Linked DNA regions of Homo sapiens: region 1 is linked to region 2. A link is a loop called in an ENCODE intact Hi-C map of the cell type or tissue named here. Cell type or tissue: endothelial cell of umbilical vein. All regions are shown on one strand. Links, peaks and the distances in the headings refer to the core of each region. The heading gives the core; the rest is flanking DNA. Region 1 has its middle 9.4 kb from the start of MRPL16. Region 2 has its middle 34 kb from the start of LINC02705.

Region 1 (9,684 bases), core at 1,530-6,529, 310 kb before region 2:
AATGTGAGGGCCTTTTAAATACAAACACATCCACCTGCACACATACATATACACATCTTGGATGTTAGCTTCTAATTAGGGTGACTTTTAACCATTGAGCTCCTTTTAAAATAGATGTTTTTAAATCTTATTACTGTATTTCTGTTCTTTCAGAAGTACAGCCATTGCTCTTTCAGTTTGGCTTGGCTAGCAAAAGGGTGGCCTTGTTATGTAAATAAAGCTCCTTAAGTAGTCAAAATAAAAAATCTTTTCTTTTTTTTTTTTTTTATGGGAATTTAGCCACTTCAGAGGCCTCGTTCCCCATAATTTGGAACATTCCCTTGGATTTGATCAAGTTGGATAGAATTGGTCACACCCAGTGGGAAAAGACTGAAACAACAACAAAAACAGAAACAAACAACAACAACAACAACAAAAACCAGTTAAGCAAAACAAGTGATCGCACAACTTATGTGATCACTGAGCACTCTAATGGTAAGGAGAAATTAAGACCAGTTGGTTGTTAATTTTAACTTTATCCAAGACAAATCCCAATTCAGTTACTTACCCAGGGGTGGCTCTCAGGCTGAAGACTGCTCTTTACTATCCTAGAAGCAGCAAAAAACCCCCTTCATCTTCCCTGTTGGAAGTAGCTCAAATTCCATAAAGGAGTTACCTACCTTCCATTGTTATGGAAGCAGGAAAAACTTGCCTTCCTTGTGTTGGAAGCAAGTAAAACTCCAAAAAAAAAGGGGGGGGGGTTTATACAGCAAAATAAACTTTAGATCTTGACCAAATTTTGGGAGATCAGGGATTCTCTGGAGGGGGTGCTCCCAGACCTCAGCAAATTGTCCTTTTGGTTTGAGCCATTAAGTTAGCTCATGCTGGTACCAAGGACCGATAGATTTGTCAAAGGTAAGAGGCACCTCCACTCAGAATCCCCCTGTGGTTACCAAAATGTGAACCCTGAAAAATCTGAGACAGGTCTCAGTTAATTTAGAAAGTTTATTTTAACAGGGTTGAGGATGCGTGCCTGTGACACAGCCTCTGGAGGCCCTGACGACATGTACCCAAGTTGGTCACAGCACAGTTTGGCTTTACACATTTTAGGGAGACATGAGACATCAATCAACACATGTAAGATGAACATTGGTTCAGTCTGGAAAGGCTGTACAACTCAAAGTGGGGAAGGGGCTTCCAGGTCACAGGTAGATAAAAGACAAATGGTTGCATTCTTTTGAGTTTCTGACTAGCCTCTCCAAATGAGGCAATCAGATATGCATTTATCTCAGTGAGCAGAGGGGTGACTTTGATTAGAATGAGAGGCAGGTTGGCCCTAAACAGTTCCCAGCTTGACTTTTCCCTTTAGATTAGTGATTCTGGGGGCCCAAGATATTTTTCTTTCACAAAACCATACAGGAAAAGTTCCACAACATTGGCGTGAGAATGAATTTTTGGAAATGACCTCAAAAGCACAGACAACAAAAGCAAAAATAGACAAATGGGATGACATCAAAGTAAAAAGCTTTTACACAGCAATGGAAATAACTGACAAAATGAAGAGACAACAGACAGAATGGGAGAAAACGTTTACAAATTAAACAGCAGGGGTTAATATTAAAAATGTATAAGGAACTCAGCTCAACAGCAAGAAAACAAATAACCCATTTAAAAAATAAGCAAAGGACCTAAACAGACATTTCTCAAAAGAGGACCAACAAAGAGCTAACAGGTACATGCAAAAATGCTAAGCATCGCTAATCATTAGGGAAATGCAAATTAAAACCACAATGGGATATCACCTCACACCTGTTAAAATGGCAATTATCAAAAAGATGAAAGATAATACGTTGGCAAGTATGTGGAGAAAATGATGTAACTCTTGTACATTGTTAGTGGGAATGAAAATTAGTACATTATTGTTGTAGAAAATGGGATGGAAGTTCCTCAAAAAACTGTGTGTGTGTGTGTGTGTGTGTTTGTGTATGCATGCATGTGCATGTACACTATCTTTTAATACACCACTTGGGTTTTTGCTGATCAAAATGTAACCACAATGTCATAATAAATTACCTTGAAACTTCTTCACTCCAAGTGTGCAGAGCTCCTCAAGGGACTTGTTAATGTTAGTTTCCTCATCAATTTAGCTTCTACGGACCGATTGTGGTGGCTCATGCCTGTAATCCCTGCACTTTGGGAGGCCAAGGTGGGTGGATTACTTGAGCTCAGGAGTTCGGGACCGGCGGGGCCAACATGGTAAAACCCCGTCTCTACTAAAATACAAAAATTAGCTGGGTGTGGTGGTGCGTACCTGTAATCCCAGCTACTCGGAAAGCTGAGGCAGGAGAATTACTTGAACCCAGGAGGCAGTGGTTGTAGTGAGCCGAGATTGTGCCACTGCACTCCAGCCTGGGTGACAGAGTGAGACTCCATCTCAAAAAAAAAAAAGAAAAGAAAAGAAAAAAAATTAGCTTCTACATGCTTTAGAGCATTTGTAAAAGGGCAATGATACCATAGATTTTGCCAGAACAAAAAACAATATTCTCTAATAAAATATTAACCATTAACATATTAGCATGATTTACTCTTTACAAAGGACTTTCACATGCACATAGATTATTTTACTGGAATCCTATTATGTACATGATAATGGTGGATATAACACACAGAAATCATTAAGATTATTAAGATCATTGCACAGAGCTGGGATTTCCATTCAAGTGTCTATTCATTCAACAAACATCTCTTGAGCATCTACTATAGTGCCATGAGCAAAATTAATGTGTCTACACTTATTCCAGAGGTTTCAAGGTAAATTAAATTCAGTCTCAACTGGAAGAGTTACTGAAGTTTTACAAGAAAGCCATTTCAGCTGTTCTCATCTATTAAGTCAACAGGTGCAAAAAATGCATCAACTCTTTAATTGTGTGACCAAGAAGAAAGAACAATGCCAATTAATCTTATTGTTTTCTGTCTCAGTATTCATGGGCTATATTAAAGTATTTCTATGAATGTGTTCATCATAATGAATCATTATTGCTGCTCAGTTAAATTATTTACAAATCTGTTATTATAGGCCATGCTGCAATAAGCAGCCTTGTACATTTTTGTTATTTTGTATTTCTTTTGGGCACTTTCAAAAGGAGAAATTTATGGATCAAAGGGAATGTTCATTTTATGTCTTTTGACTTTATACAGTTGTGCAAAATTGGCCTCCATGATCAGAGTGTTTTCTTGATCAACACCCTTGCTAAAGAAGGATATTATAATTTTTCTACGGCTTTGCCAATATGAAAGGTGAAAAACACCACTCGGTGTTACATTTATAACAGGTTGTTAAAATGCGATTGTTTCTGCCTCAGTTTTGCTTGGGACCACAAGGTAATCTCCACATTTCACAGTGAGGTGCTGGGCCTTTTAGGCAGTTTATGCAGCAGGTGGTAGGAACTGGCTTTGCTATTTTTAGCTGCCCATTCTCTGCCAGCCTGTAAAAAACACTAGAAAAGCCAAGAAAGGAAGTGGAGACTGGAGATTATAATAAAGATTTCGTTAACACAGTTGTTGGTGTACTGTGAGTTTCATGCCTTCCCCTCTTCAATGGCAAGGGTTGGGGGGTGCTCCATCAAGCCCAGTGAAAGACATTTCTAGATCATTCAGAGAGTTTAATATAATTCTTCTGCAGTTTAAGGGACAGTGGGCTTTGGGGTTTGACACTGGCTTGAGAAAATGATATGTTTGGAGGCTGGTAGAAGCTGCCTGTGGCATCAAAAGTAGAGAGCTGCAGTTGCGAAGTAGCCACATTTCCATTGATGGTGGGGCAAAGGCATGCATGTCCTGTTGACTAGGTGTGGACTCCATGACTAGGTGTGGACTCCTGTGTAGAGTGCCAAGGTAGGGTTTCTTACATCAACAGAACTGCATCAAAGACAGGGAGAAAGAAGTTGGAGTAGGTGTGATGATGGATGTCCTGGGCCTGAGGGAAGAATTGTGTGCAACCAGCCAACAACTCAGCAGAGATGAATTTGCCTGCATCAAGGGAACAGCAGATGAGAGATCCACAGCAGGTGTGTGTGTGTGTCCGAGTGTGTGTGTGTTTGTGCATGTGAAACATTTGATATCTTGAAGTCCTGACCCCTTGTACTTCAGAATGTCAAAGAGAGGTCCTGGAAAAGATCCTTCCTCACAGCCCTTAGAAGTGACAAGCCACCCTGCAGACACCTTGATTTCAGACTTCCAGCCTCCAGAACAGTGAGGCAATAAGATTCTGTTGTTTAAGCCACCCAGTGTATGGTACTTTGTTTGTTTAGAGACAGGATATCACTATTAAAGCACCCTCTTTCTCTCATGAGTGCTTTATGAATTCTTCTTTAAGAAGGAAAGTACTGCTGAGTGCTGTATTCGTTTCCTAGAGCTGCCATGACAAAGTATCACAGGCTGGACACAGTGGCTCACACCTGTAAGCCAGCACTTTGGGAGGCTGAGGTGGGAGAATTGCTTGAGTCCAGGACTTTAAGAACAGCCTGGGCAACAGAGTGACACCCTGTCTCTAACAAACAAACAAACAAACACATACACAAACACACAAACGAACACAAAACAAAGTACCACACACTGGGCGGCTTAAACAACAGAATCTTATTGCCTCACTGTTCTGGAGGCTGGAAGTCTGAAATCAAGGTGTCTGTGGGGTTGCTTGCTGCTTCTAAGGGCTGTGAGGAAGGATCTTTTCCAGGCCTCTCTTTAGCGTGGAGATGACCGTCTTCTTCCTACATCTCTTCACATCATCTTTCTTCTGTATATGTCTGTCTGTGTGAATGCAAATTTCAGCGAATTGGATTAGAGCCCATCCTAATGACCTCATTTTAACTTGATTACCACTGTAAAAATACTGTCTCCAAATAAGGTTACATTCTGAAGTGCTAGGGGTTAGGTCTTCAAGATGATATATTTTTTGAGGGATCCTATTCAGCTCACATCAGGTGCCACCATCCCAGAGGCATCGTAAATAGTGAGAGACTGGGGATAGGAAAGATCTTACCTGATTAGTAAAAGTGCAAGATGAGGAAACAGGTTCACCCCATGCTCCCCATTTTGTTTTTACTATTATCTCTTTGTCTGAAGCAGGGCCGAGCTGGGGGAGGAGAGTCACTTTTCTTTTAAATGGAATTCAGAGTTGTGACTGTTACACAGAATCAGACGTTTTAGGTCCTGAAGTGAGAATGTTTTCTGTGATTAGAAGTGACAACACAACTTTTTAATTTTTATGTTTTAAATAAGAGAGTAATGAGAAAATACAAAAACCAAACAAAAAAAAAAAACACACACAAAAAATCAAACCCAACCCAGCCTCACAGAGTTGATTTGGATAACCAGTAGTAAACTAAAGTTGATTTCTGATGACGTTCTCTGAATTTTACTTAATATAACCTACATACTGATTATAGGTTAGTTTGCATTTCCTTAATGATAAGTGATGTCAAATTTTTTCTCATGTCCTTGATTTCACATATTTTTGTCTATTTGTTTTCTGTATGTGTGATTTGCTTGTATACTTAGTCCATTTTTTAATTATTTTGCTTTTTTTCTTATCAATTCAAAATTGCTTATGTATTAAGTATATTACCTCCTATTAGGTTGTATATGTTTTATTTTTATTTATTTATTTTTTTTGAGACGGAGTTTCACTCTTGTCATCCAGGCTGGAGTGCAGTGGGGTGATCTCAGCTCACTGCAAACTCTGTCTCCCAGGTTCAAGTGATTCTTCTGCCTTAGCGTCCTGAGTAGCTGGGATTACAGGTGCCCACCACCAGGCCCAGCCAATTTTTGTATTTTTAGTAGAGACGAGTCTTCACCATATAGGCCATGCTGGTCTTGAATCCCTGACCTCAGGTGATCCACTGGCGTCGGCCTCCCAAAGTGCTGGGATTACAGGCATGAGCCACTGTGCCCAGCTGGTTGTATATTTTCATTTTTTTCAGTTTTCAATATATCTTGATTGTTTTTGAAGTAGGACCATTTATAATTTTTATGCAGTAAAATCTGTCAGTAATAGTCTTAAGAATTTTGACTTTCAGCCAGGTGCAGTGTCTCATGCCTGTAATCCCAACACTTTGGGAGGCTGAGATGAGTATTGCCTGAGCCCAGGAGTCCAAGACTGGCTTGGGCAAAACAGCAAGAGTCCATCTCTACAAAAATAAAATATTGGCCAGACTTGGAGGCTCATGCCTGTACTCCCTGTTGCTTGAGACGCTGAGGCAAGAGGATTGCTTGAGCCCAGGAGGCTGAGGCTGCAGTGAGCTGTGATTGTGCCACTGCACTCCAGCTTGGGCGACATAATAAGACCCTGTCTCAGAAAAAAAAAAAAGAAAGAAAAAGAATAAGTCAAATATATTAATAATAATATTAATATTTGACTTACTTTGATAATTCAAAATATATTGATACTGCTTATAAAGGCCAGAGGTAGGGATATAACATAATTCTTTCTCAAAGTTGAAAATTCTCATTTAATATGTGACTTTATTTATTTATTTATTTTTTGAGACAGAGTCTCACTCTGTCGCCCAGGCTGGAGTGCAGTGGCGCGATCTCGGCTCACTGCAAGCTCTGCATCCCGGGTTCATGCCATTCTCCTGCCTCAGCCTCCTGAGTAGCTGGGACTACAGGTGCCCACCCCCATGCCCGGCTAATTTTTTGTATTTTTAGTAGAGAGGGGGTTTCACCGTGTTAGCCAGAATGGTCTCGATCTCCTGACTTTGTGATCCACCTGCCTCGGCCAATCAAAGTGCTGGGATTACAGGCGTGACCCACCGCGCCCGGCCTATTTATTTTTATTTTTTATTTTTTTGAGACAGAATCTTGTTCTTTTGCCTAGGCTGGAGTGCAGTGGCGTGATCTCTGCTCACTGCAGCCTCCGCCTCCCAGATTCAAGTGATTCTCCTGCCTCAGCCTCCAGAGTGGCTGGGATTATAGGCGCATGCCACTATGCCTGACTAATTTTTGTAGTTTTAGTAGAGATGGGGTTTCACCATATTGGCCAGACTGGTCTTGAACTTCTGACCTCAAATAGTTCATCTGCCTCAACCTCCCAAAGTGCTAGGATTACAGGCGTGAGCCACCGGGCCTGGCCTTAATATGTGACTTTATAATGTACTAAATTCTCACAGCTTTCGGGAGTTCCTTTTGACATTTTCTTCCATTCACATGCTCTGAGACTGGTGCTACATTGTTTTAGTCATTGCCACTTTATTACACATTTTTATATCTGTTCAGTCAAGTTCTTTGTTTTTGCACTCTGCAAAAAAACATACTGGCTATGTTTAACATGTTTGTTCTTCAAGATAAAATTAAGTTCCACACTCTCTGTTTTCATTTTCTTGGCTAGAATTCTCATTCCTCTCTTTTTTTTTTTTCATTTTAATCTGAGAACCATTTGCACTTCTGACAAAGTTGAGGCTTTTGCTATTTCAAAGAATTGCAGGATCTCAGTTTGAGGCGACTGGAGGTGTCAGATATTTAGTTCCAGTTCCTCAACAGTGTACTTCAATCACATACTTGTTATATAGGTTATTCACACATCTAATTAAAGACAAGTGCAATTGTATACAATCCCTAAATGGAGGGAAAGTATTTGCTAGCAATCTTCCTTTCTTTCTTTTCTGCATCTTCACAAAATAGTTATGCTCAATCGACCCTTCCCCACTTTACCCTCCTAAGTAGCTGTCACTATAGATCTGTGCTACAAGGCCCGGCTAATGTTTAAATTTTTCATAGAGACGGTGTTTCATTATGTCGCCCCAGCTGGTCTACGAACTCCTGGGCTCATACGAGACTTTACCGTGTATGTCCAGTAGAGGTCACAAAGTGCTTATTATAGACACTGAAACCTCAACCAAATGCGTGCTTGGGCATTTGCATTATGCAATAATGAGCACACATAAATGATTATAATTAGGGGGAATTGTTACACTTTAATTCATTCTTCTCTATTACACTCAATACATTAGGATAGAGAGCTTATTATAAGCAGTATACATATCTCAGAGAATACAATTCTTAAGACTTTTCCAAAAATAAAGAGAATTTTAGAGATGATTCTATGCCAAATCTCTGAGTATAGATAAAGAAACTGATCTTTGAGTTAATTAGAGACTCGTCTGGGTCACTCACCTTGTTTATGAGCAAATACAGGAGTGACAACTCAAAATCTTTTGATCCCAAGATCAGATTTCTTCACACTGTATCTGTAGACTATGTTTTCCAATAGTAACTTAATCTTTTCTGAACTAAAATAATTAATTAATTCAATATAAATATTTATGCCAGATGCTGTGCTAGGTGATGAAGATATATTGTTAAGCAAAAATGATCCTTGCTTGTGAGACTATGAGAAAAATGTGAGTAGAGGCAGTAAAATAATGACCAGAAAAACCTCAGAGGTAATGTTAGGTTTCTTCCTGATTAGGTACTTTCTATGCATATTCAGTACTGATTTTGTTTGGTATGTTCAGTAATTTTGTGTCTTTCTATTTTTAAAATTTAATTTATTTTTTGAAGTTAAAATTTGCATTCTAACTTCAAAATATAAATTGTATTCTCTGAGATATGTATACTGCTTATAATAAACTCTCTATCCTAATGTACTGAGTGTAATAGAGAAGAATGAATTAAAGTGTAACAACTCCCTCTAATTATAATCATATGAAATAATACGAAGAAAAACAGTTATCATATTACAAATTTCTTCTCATTAATTGCTATGAGAGTTTACTACTACCCAACATAAAACTGAGTGCATAATAAATACAAATGCACCTTTCTATGAAACTCCTCTTATAAAAATTGAAGTAAACATTAAATTTCCAAGTGAAAGGAAACACTACAGTGTTTAATAAATGTATTTGCTTCATCTTCCAAATCTATGAGCATCCATCCTTTTTTTTTTTGAGACAGAGTCTCGCTCTGTCGCCCAGGCTGGAGTGCAGTGGCGCGATCTCGGCTCACTGCAAGCTCCGCCTCCCAGGTTCACGCTGTTCTCCTGCCTCAGCCTCCCAAGTAGCTGGGACTACAGGCGACCGCCACCACGCCTGGCTAATTTTTTGTATTTCTTAGTAGAGACGGGGTTTCACCGTGTTAGCCAGGATGGTCTCCATCTCCTGACCTCGTGATTCGCCCGCCTCGGCCTTCCAAAGTGCTGGGATTACAGGCGTGAGCCACCGCACCCGGCCGCAACCATCCTTTTAAAAAAAAAAAAAAAAAATTTTAGATTCAGGGGGTACACGTGCAGGTTTGTTACATAGGTATATTGTGTGATGCTGTGGTTTGGGCTTCTAATGAGCCTGTCACTCAAGTAGCGAACATAGTACCTGATAAATAGTTTTTCAACCCTTGCCCCACTCCTTGTCTCCCGTCTCATCTCCAGTGTTTATTGTTTCCATCTCTCTGTCCATATGTACCCAATGTTTAGCTTTCACTTATTTTATTTTTTATGTTTTTTGAGATGGGGTCTTGCTCTGTCACCCAGACTGGATGGAGTGCAGTGGTGTGATCATTGCTCACTGCAGCCTCAACCTCTCTGGCCCAAGTGATCCTCCCAACTTACCCTCCCAAGTAGCTGTCATTATAGACATGTGCTACTATGCCCGGCTAATGTTCAAATTTTTCATAGAGACAGTATTTCATTATGTTGCCCCAGCTGGTCTGTGA
Region 2 (9,684 bases), core at 2,255-7,254:
TGTGGGGATTTCTCCCCACCAAAAAGGCAAGCAATCATTTCTGGAGTGAACACCAGCTGGCTGTCCTTCAATTCTGTTGAGACATCATCTAAACTGGAGATAATATCAGATTCCATGGTTTGAGGGCTCAGTCTCACAAGACTTTTTCCCATTTCCAATGCCAATCAGAAGCCCTGGGTTATTTTGCCTGTACTTCTGACTGACCCACTATAAATCAGGGATCCCATGCCCCCAGTCTTGGACTTAACTAATTTGCTGGAGCACCTCACAGATCTCAGGGAAACATGTTTATCAGTGTATTATAAAGGAAATAATAAAGGATACTGTTGACCTAAACAAAGAAACCAAGACAAAATTAATATAGGTAGAGAGTTTATTTTGACTAAGGTTGAGGACTGAAGCCCAGCAAACACTGGGAAGTGCTCCTGAGATCAAAGAAAAGGCTCAAGTTTTTGAAGAAAAAAGGTAGAATTAGGGGAGATGATTACAAAAGTTCTCTTTTCAGAAATTTGTGTTGGTTTACAGAGATAACTTGATTCATGATTGGCTATAAGGTTCGACTTATGCTGCCAGCATATGGCATCATTATGTTAATTGAGTCTAGAGTCCTTATAGCAGGTGGCTTAGAAATGATTACTTAGCTCAAGGAGGAGAGGGTGGGACATGACTGTAATCTAATTTCAATGTCTCTCTGGGCCTGATAATTTAAAAGGGAGATTGCATTTCACAATAAAAAGTTTAGTTTCTTTTGCAATACAAACAAAGAACCAGGTGAAGAGGTATATAGGGCAAGGTCCAGAAGGGTCCCAAGCACAGGAGCTTCTGTCCTCATGGAATGTGCTAAACTTCCTGCACATCAATGAGTTCTTGTTCATCTTCTTGTAAGCCTATGTATTACCTGGAAACCCTCCAAAACCTGTCCTTTTGGGTTTTATGAAGGCTTTATTATATAGGCATGACTAATTGAACCATTGGTCATTAGTGATTAACTGAATTTTCAGCCCCTCTTCCCCTTCCTGGAAGTTGAGGGTTGAGACAAAAAAATCCAACCCTCTGGGCACAATGAATCATTCCCCTGGGAATCAGCCCTCCAACCAGTTGTTTCTAGGGCTTTCTAAAAATTGTCTTATTAACATAAGCTTAGGAGTATTTTATTTTATGTATTTATTTTTTCTTTTTAAAAAACTTTTTATTAAAAAAAGTTTAAACCTTTAGAAAAGTTACAAAAATTGTAAAATGAACTCTCATATGCCTTTACCTAGATTCATCAACTTTTTCTTTTTCTTTCACAATTTTTTTTATTATTATACTTTAAGTTCTGGGGTACATGTGCACAACATGCAGGTTTGTTACATATGTATACATGTGCCATGTTGGTGTGCTGCACCCGTTAACTTGTTTATTTACATTGGGTATATCTCTAGCTTAGGAGTATTTTAAAGCACTTGTTGTAAATAACAAAAGACTGTCTTTCAACTTTATCTTTTAGGAGTGACTTCAGGAACCAAGGATAATCAAATACTTTAACAAAAGATATTCTTACTGCTTTAGTACTTGGGGCATGAGAAGTCTTATAGGAATCTTCCTAGTTGAAAACTAGGAGTCACGGATGGACAAAAACAAATTATATCTATCGTAACATCATAGATACTTATAAACATAAAAAGAAAATAATATTTCTGAGAGCCCAATATGAGGCAACCCCATTGAATGACTTATATATGTTAGCAGGTTTGATACTAACAACGCTTTTATTTTTGTAATTGCCCACTGCACAGCTACAGCCGATTCGTAGACAGCAGTATTACAGTAAAGATTTTAATAAATACAGAGCTAGCCAAATGGAAGGACAGGGGTTTATTACTCAAATCAGCCTCCTTGAAAGCTTGGGGGCTAGAGTTTTTCAAGGATAGTTTGGTTTGTAAGGGGCTAGGAGATGGGTAATGCTGATTGGTTGGGGATGATATCATAGGGGTTTGAAAAATAGTTCCTGTGTGCAGAGTCAGCCTCTGGGTGGGGACCACAGGATCAGTTGAGTCATGAGTCATGAGTCCAGGTGGAGTTAGTAGGTCATCGTCATCAGAATGCAAAAGTCTGAAAAACATCTCAAAAGACCCATGTTAGGTTCTACAATAGTGATATTATCTATAGGAGAAATTGGAGAAGTTGCAAATCTTGTGACCTCCAGAACAACGGCTGGTTATTATCTAGGTTTGCCTACATTTTAGCAGAATTCAGGCCTCTCCCATAATCCTAATCTTTCATTAGTTTTACAAAGGCAGTTTTGTCTCTGAGCAAGGAGATTTGTTTTACAGAGGCACTATTATCATTTTTGCTTCAACGTTAAACTATAACCTAATTCCTCCCATGGTTAGCTTGGCCTACACCCAGAAATGACCAAGGGCAGCCAATGTATGAGTCTAAAAGCAAGAAGAAATCAGCCATGCTAGACTTCTCTCACTGTCATAGTCTTTGCAAAGGGAGTTTCATTCTTAAAAACTATAAAAAAATCCAGAGATGATTTCTTTAATAAGTATTAGAGCTACAATTTAAAATCTAGCACCTCTGAATGGAGTGTCTACATTGTTTTTGCTGTTATCACACTGGTACCAATAAGAAAAATATATAATATAATTGAAATATAAAACATTTTGAAAGACTTGTCTGCTGAGACTTCCTTCCTCGAAGACTGTAAGACCTTGCTATAGATCAGGAGTTTATTACTCAGATCAGCCTCCTTGAAAGCTTGGGGGCTGGAATTTTTCAAGGATAGTTTGGTTTGTTTTTTACAATATGTTTTTTTTTTTACAATATGGTTCCAGAAGCATGAAGACTTAACTGCCTCTCTAACGGCTCTTAGGGTGTTTACAGCTCACTGAATTAAATCTGATTGTCTGGTTAATGTTGGAGCTCAGAAGCTAATAACTCAAATTATGGCACTTTAACTTGCTGAACTGAAGAAACCTCAAGGTCTTTCTGACCTTCCCCGGGCTTCCATCATCTCTCCCAAAGAAGTTGAAGTGCCTTTATCTGCCTAAATTCCAGATCCACCAAGAAGAACAATTGGTTTTTTCTTTGCTTTTCTGTAAAACCAAAAATGTAACAACGCCTGAATAGACCCTTTCACTGTCAAAGAGAGTTATTTAAAAGTTAATCTGTTCCCAGGGATCCTTTTATTCTTCCTAGTAATATCCTCAATACAATTCCTCTTCTCTCCCCTCCCATAACCTTTCTGGCCAGCATAATGTAGTGGCATCATTGTCTGGGGTAACACCCAAGGTTTGTTGTCCCACGTCATTTAAAGCTAGGAGGCAGACACATCAGAGTGAGGTTAAGCATAGAAATTTAATTTTTTTTCTTTTTCTTTCTTTCTTTTCTTTTTTTTTTTTTTTTTGAGATGGAGTCTCACTCTGTCACCTGGGCTGCAGCGCAATGGCATGATCTTGGCTCACTGCAACCTCTGCCTCGCAGGTTCAAGCAATTCTCCTGCCTCAGCCTCCCAAGTAGGTGGGATTATAGGTGTCCACCACCAAGTCTGGCTAATTTTTTGTATTTTTAGTAGAGACAGGGTTTCACCATGTTGGCCAGGCTGGTCTTGAACTCCTGACCTCTGGTGATCCACCCACCTCGGCCTCCCAAAGTGCTAGGATTACAGGCATGAGCCACCGTGCCCAGCCAAAATGTGGAAATTTAATAGGCGAAAGAAAGAGAAGAGCTCTCCATCATCACTGGCCATCAGAGAAATGCAAATCAAAACCACAATGAGATACCATCTCAAGCCAATTAGAATGGCGATCATTAAAAAGTCAGGAAACAACAGGTGCTGGAGAGGATGTGGAGAAATAGGAACACTTTTACACTGTTGGTGGGACTGTAAACTAGTTCAACCATTGTGGAAGATAGTGTGGTGATTCCTCAAGGATCTAGAACTAGAAATACCATTTGACCCAGCAATCCCATTACTGGGTATATACCCAAAGGATTATAAATCATGCTGCTATAAAGACACATGCACACATATGTTTATTGCAGTACTATTCACAATAGCAAAGACCTGGAACCAAGCCAAATGTCCAACAATGATAGACTGGATTAAGAAAATGTGGCACATATATGCCATGGAATACAATGCAGCCATAAAAAAGGATGAATTCATGTCCTTTGTAGGGACATGGATGAAGCTGGAAACCATCATTCTGAGCAAACAATCGCAAGGACAAAAAACCAAACACCGCATGTTCTCACTCATAGGTGGGAATTGAACAATGAGAACACTTGGACACAGGAAGGGGAGCATCACACACCAGGGCCTGTCATGAGGTGGGGGGAAAGGAGGGGGATAGCATTAGAAAATATACCTAATGTAAATGACCAGTTAGTGGGTGCAGCACACCAACTTGGCGCATGTATACATATGTAACAAACCTGCACGTTGTGCACATGTACCCTAGAACTTAAAGTATAGTAAAAAAAAAAAACAAAAACATATTATTAATTAAAAAAAAAAAAAAGAAAGAGAAGAGCTCTCTGAGCAGAGAGGGGTCCCAGAGAAAATGGGTTGCCACTTCAGCAGTGAAATGCAGAAGGTTTTATAGATAAGCTTGAGGAGGTGTCTGATTTACACAGGGGATGAAAGATTGACTGGACCAGGTGTGCCATTTGCATAGCATGTGAAGAAGCTGGTTGCCCCACCCTAATCTTTTAGGTTGCAGATAAGTTCTCTACTTGGCCAGCGTCATGTTGCCTGGTCCTTACTGTACACACGGTGACAAAGAAAAGGGAAGATGGAGCCTCCATGTTGAACATACCTGGCTTCCAGGTAGCCCTTTTCTATTGGCACAGCTGCTGGTATTCACCCGTGCAGGCTTCCAGCTTGCTTATCTATGTCTGCAGCTTGATTTTTCAGGCTGCTCTTTGTTAGAAAAGAAATGATTTGGGGCTGCTTTTTGTTAAAAAGGAAGCCTTGCCATGGACTTCTTTACATCTGCCTAAATAATTTCTTTCTAGCTCCTGTATCAATAGTATATAAGTTTCTGAACCATGTTGAGCAGTGAGTAATCCCCCTGTGGTTATAAATTTGTATGTTTTGTTTTTTTTTTTCCAATTAACCAGCCTTTTGTGAGTTGATTTTTCAGTGAATGTTTGGCAAATGGCTCCTACATTATCTCTGAAAATAGTACAAATAAGGAGGACTCAGTGGACCTAAATTTAAGATCTCTGTCAATGTGTGTGGCCTCTTCCATATATCAGTTAGTCCATGCACTCATTGCATGCCTAGCCTTGGGCTAGATGCTCTAGGCCTAGATAAAGCAAAGAGGAATGCATTACTGCTGCCCTCTGGTGTCAATCAGTCTCAATAGGATGTAGGGATAGATACAAAAAGCAGAGGATGAGGTATGTTAGAGACTGACTCTCACTGTAAGGACTGTATTGGAGAAAAGAAAGGAAATATCCTTGTGTGCTCATTTAGAACTTCCTGGAGAAGTTAGACCTGAGTGCATGTTCATAATTTTACTTGACCCTATTTGACTAAGAATTTGCATTCTCGTTCCATTTTTAACCTCTAGAGTTTATATTAGATAGCACATTTCTTAGGAAAGAAGAGAAGAGATAGTTTTGGGGGATGGGAGAAGAATGGATTGCTGACAACAGAAATTTTAACATAAAGTTTTGGGAAAGATATATGGGGCAAGAGGTTGCCCAGTGATCCTCAATTTCCAACAGGCATGAAACTGTTTAACATTGACGCTGCTATTCTATCTTTAACTGCTGGAGAGATTGAGACAGTCTTTGTTTTTACTATTGTAATATCATTAAAAATATAAAATTATAATATGGAAATTCAAAAGTCTAACATGCAATATACCAGCATTGTCATGTTACCACTTCCCTCAAACATGTTCACGCTGTTTGACTCTAGTAGTCCTGGGATATAGGTTGACCAAAAATAAATGTAAGCCATGGAGAATTTATATCATGTTCCAAGTGTCTCAGCAGCTAATCAAGAAGAGAAACCATTTTTGGGTCTCAACCCAAGAAGTGCTGTTTTCTCTTTCTAAACAATTCTTTACCCATATACTCTTTTTTTTTTTTTTTTGAGACGGAGTCTTGCTCAGTTGCCCAGGCTGGAGTGCCCTGGCACGATCTTGGCTCACTGCAACCTCCGCCTCCCGGGTTCATGCCATTCTCCTGCCTCAGCCTCCCGAGTAGCTGGGACTACAGGTGCCTGCCACCATGCCAGGCTAATTTTTTTTTTTGTATTTTTAGTAGAGACGGAGTTTCACCGTGCTAGCCAGGATGGTCTTGATCTCCTGACATCGTGATCCACCCGCCTCAGCCTCCCAAAGTGCTGGGATTACAAGCATGAGCCACCACATCCAGCCATCCATATACTCTTATGGAGGAGATACATACTTTCCAAATCTTCACTCTCTCATAAAACATACTTGTTCACAGGTCATGAACGGTACAATGCTGATTCTCATGATACTGGAGTTCTGAGTTGCTGGACTTACTTCAACCTGTTGTAGTATCAGGGATACCTGGTGTTCTTTGTGGGCCTCGGGAGACAAAACAACTTTACTTTGAATTGCAGTGCTTTAGAAAACAAGGTACTACTGCAGATATAACTTTTGAGGAGGAAGAGGGCTGATGACTGATTGGTAATGAAGATGTTAAAATAAGTATTAATTCAAAATCCAAGCTGTTGAAACTCTAAATTGTTTTGAGCCTTAAAGGAATGTGATTATGGAGTCTGAGTCATGTGACAGACAGCTGTAACCTAGGCAGCTATAAACTTTGTTACTCTGATTATAGATTAGCCTCGTTCCTTACCTTCACTGCTTCGTAAAATGTTGAAAATGACTAAAGGGCACCAGGAAAACCTCTTTCCCCCTTCACTGTTGATCTTCATTATAGTTTAGTTTTTTTCTTACATTTCTTACACAAAGATATGGCTATCACACTGTTTTAAGATGGAATATTAAATATGCTGTTTTAAATTGGAAAGGATATAAAAACCAGCTGTAAATTAAAGAAAACAAGCCCTATGAAAAAGAAAGCAAACCGTAATAATTAAATTTTTGTAACTCATAAACCAGCCTTGTATAGAAAAATTATACTAAACTTGTTTGTTTTCTGCCTATATAAGCGAGATGTTAACTTTTCACTTCAGAACACTGACCCCATTTATCTGAAGTCTGTTGTCTTCTGAATGACCATCCTCAACTTTTTGCTTGAACAAATTTTAAAAACTGGATTGCGATCCTTTTGCTTATTTCAGGTTAACAAAGACTAGTTTTCTCTCACACATAATCACTCAGTATTTTCACTTCTACTCCTGCACTCAAGTCTTGTCAGAAAAGGATATTAAAAAATAAGTAAAAGTCTGTATCTAATAACACCTCTCAGATTTATAACAGTATCTTCAGGCAACAATTGAAAGTTTGAGGTTTTCTAAATCATTTATCAATATTAGTTCACTCCTGTATATACATGATCCTTCCATCCAGGCATCAGAGTTGTCTGTTAGTTCAACAGAGATAAGAAAAAGACAAATAGGCCATGGTTAGGCCCAGAAGAATAAGCAAGATACAGTGGGAGCAAAAAGAAAGATTTAGAAGAGGGCTTCTCAAGAAAACACATAATTAAGACTTCTTCAGGTAAACATTTCAAATAGTGCTTGATATGGTTTGGCTGTGTCCCCACCCAAATCTCACCTTGAATTATAGTAATCCCCATGTGTTAAGGGCGGGGACAGGTGGAGATAACTGAATCATGGGGGCAGTTTTCCCCCATACTGTTCTCATGGTAGTGAATAAGTCTCATGAGATCTGATGGTTCTATAAATGGGAATTCCCCTACACAAGCTCTCTCTTGCTTGCCATCATATAAGATGTCCCTTTGTTCTTCCTTCATCTTCTGCCCAGATTGTGAGGCCTCCCCAGACATGTGGAACTGTGAGTGCTTTAAACCTCTTTCCCTTATAGATTACCCAGTCTTGAGTATGTCTTTATTAGTAGCTGAGAAAAGACTAATACAGTAAATTGGCACCGGGTAGTGGGGTGCTGCTGTAAAGATAACCCAGAATGTGGAATTGACTTTGGAACTGAGTAACAGGCAGAGGCTGGAACAGTTTGGAGGGCTCAGAAGAAGATAGAAAAATGTGGGAAAGTTTGGAACTTTCTAGAGACTTGTTGAATGATTTTGACCAAAATGCTGATAGTGATATGGACAATGAAGTCCAGGTTGAGGTGGTCTCAGATGGAGATGAGGAACTTGTTGGGAACTGGAGAAAAGGTGACTTGTTATGCTTTAGCAAAAAGACTGGCAGAATTTTGCCTCTTCCCTAGAGATTTGTGGCACTTTGAACTTAAGAGAGATGATTTAGGCATATGGCAGAATAAATTTCTAAGCAGCAAAGCATTCAAGAGGTGTCTTGGGTACCAATGAAAGCATTCAGTTTTATTCATTCACAAAGATATGGTTTGGAGTTGGAACTTATGTTGAAAAGGGAAGCAGAGCATAAAGGTTTGGAAAATTTGCAGCCTGACAATGCAGTAGAAAATAATAAAAAAACAACAACAATTTTCTGGGGAGAAATTCAAGCTGGCTGCAGAAATTTGCATAAGTAAGGAGGAGCCAAATGTTAATTGCCAAGACAATGGGGAAAATGACTCCAGGGCATGTCAGAGGTCTTCACAGCAGCCCCTCCCATTACAGGCCCAGGAGCCTAGGAGGAAAAAATGGTACTCTGTGCCAGGCCCAGGGCCTTGCTGTTTTGTGCATTCTCCAGACTTGGTCCCTTGCATCCCAGCCATAGCTAAAATGGGCCAATGTGCAGCTCAGGTCGTTGCTTCAGAGAGTACAAGCACCAAGCCTTGGTGGCTTACACATGGTGTTGGGTCTGCAAGTGCACAGAAGTCAAGAATTGAGATTGTATAGAAATGCCTGGATGTCCAGGCAGAGGGGTGTTGCAGGGCTGGAGCCATCATGGAGAACCTCTGCTAGGGCAATGTGGAAGGGAAATGTGGGGTATGAGCCCCCACACAGAGTCCCCACTGGAGCACTGCCTAATGGAGCTGTGAGAAGACGGCCACCATCCTCCAGACTCCAGAATGGTAGATGCACTGACAGCTTGCACTGTATGCCTGGAAAAGCTGCAGACACTCAACGCCAGCCCATGAAAGCAGCCAGGAGGGTGGCCATACACTGCAAAGCCACAGAGGCAGAGCTTCTCAAGGCCATGGGAGCCCACTTCTTGCATCAGCATGACCTAGATGTGAGACATAGAGTCAAAGGAGATCATTTTGGAACTTTAAGGTTTAATGTCTATGCTGTTGGATTTCAGACTTGCATGAGGCCTGCAGCCCTTTTGTTTTGGACAGTTTCTCCCATGTAGAATGGGTGTATTTATCCAATGCCTGTACCTCCGTTGTATCTAAGAAGTAACTAACTTGCTTTTGATTTTACAGGCTCAGAGCAGAAGGAACTTGCCGCATCTCAGATGAGACTTGGACTTGGACTTTTGGCTTAATGATGGAATGAGTTAAGAATTTAGGGGACTGTGAGGAAGGCATGACTGGTTTTGAAATGTGAGGACATGAGATTTGGGAGGGGTCAGGGATGGAATGATATGGTTTGGCTCTGTCCCCACCCAAGTCTCACTTTGAATTGTAATAATCC

Evidence for each region. Hi-C counts contacts between places; a loop is a spot of excess contacts. Peaks named below come from ENCODE experiments on the same cell type or tissue, not always from the same donor. Only the 100,000 strongest peaks of a DNase experiment are listed, where the experiment ranks them.
Region 1: a loop joins it to region 2, with 9 times the contacts of the local background. A loop is called at or near these places in 52 of 110 quality-filtered maps.

Annotation. Positions count from the first base shown.
Region 1 is chr11:59,815,341-59,825,024 of GRCh38, forward strand. No RefSeq gene overlaps it. Among named protein-coding and RNA genes, the nearest start is that of MRPL16, 9.4 kb to the left of the region's middle. In endothelial cell of umbilical vein, for the core only: no CTCF peak of the experiment used is centred there; a DNase peak (open chromatin) is centred at 3,491.
Region 2 is chr11:60,125,372-60,135,055 of GRCh38, forward strand. No RefSeq gene overlaps it. Among named protein-coding and RNA genes, the nearest start is that of LINC02705, 34 kb to the right of the region's middle. In endothelial cell of umbilical vein, for the core only: a CTCF peak has its summit at 5,328 (motif pointing left); a DNase peak (open chromatin) is centred at 5,320.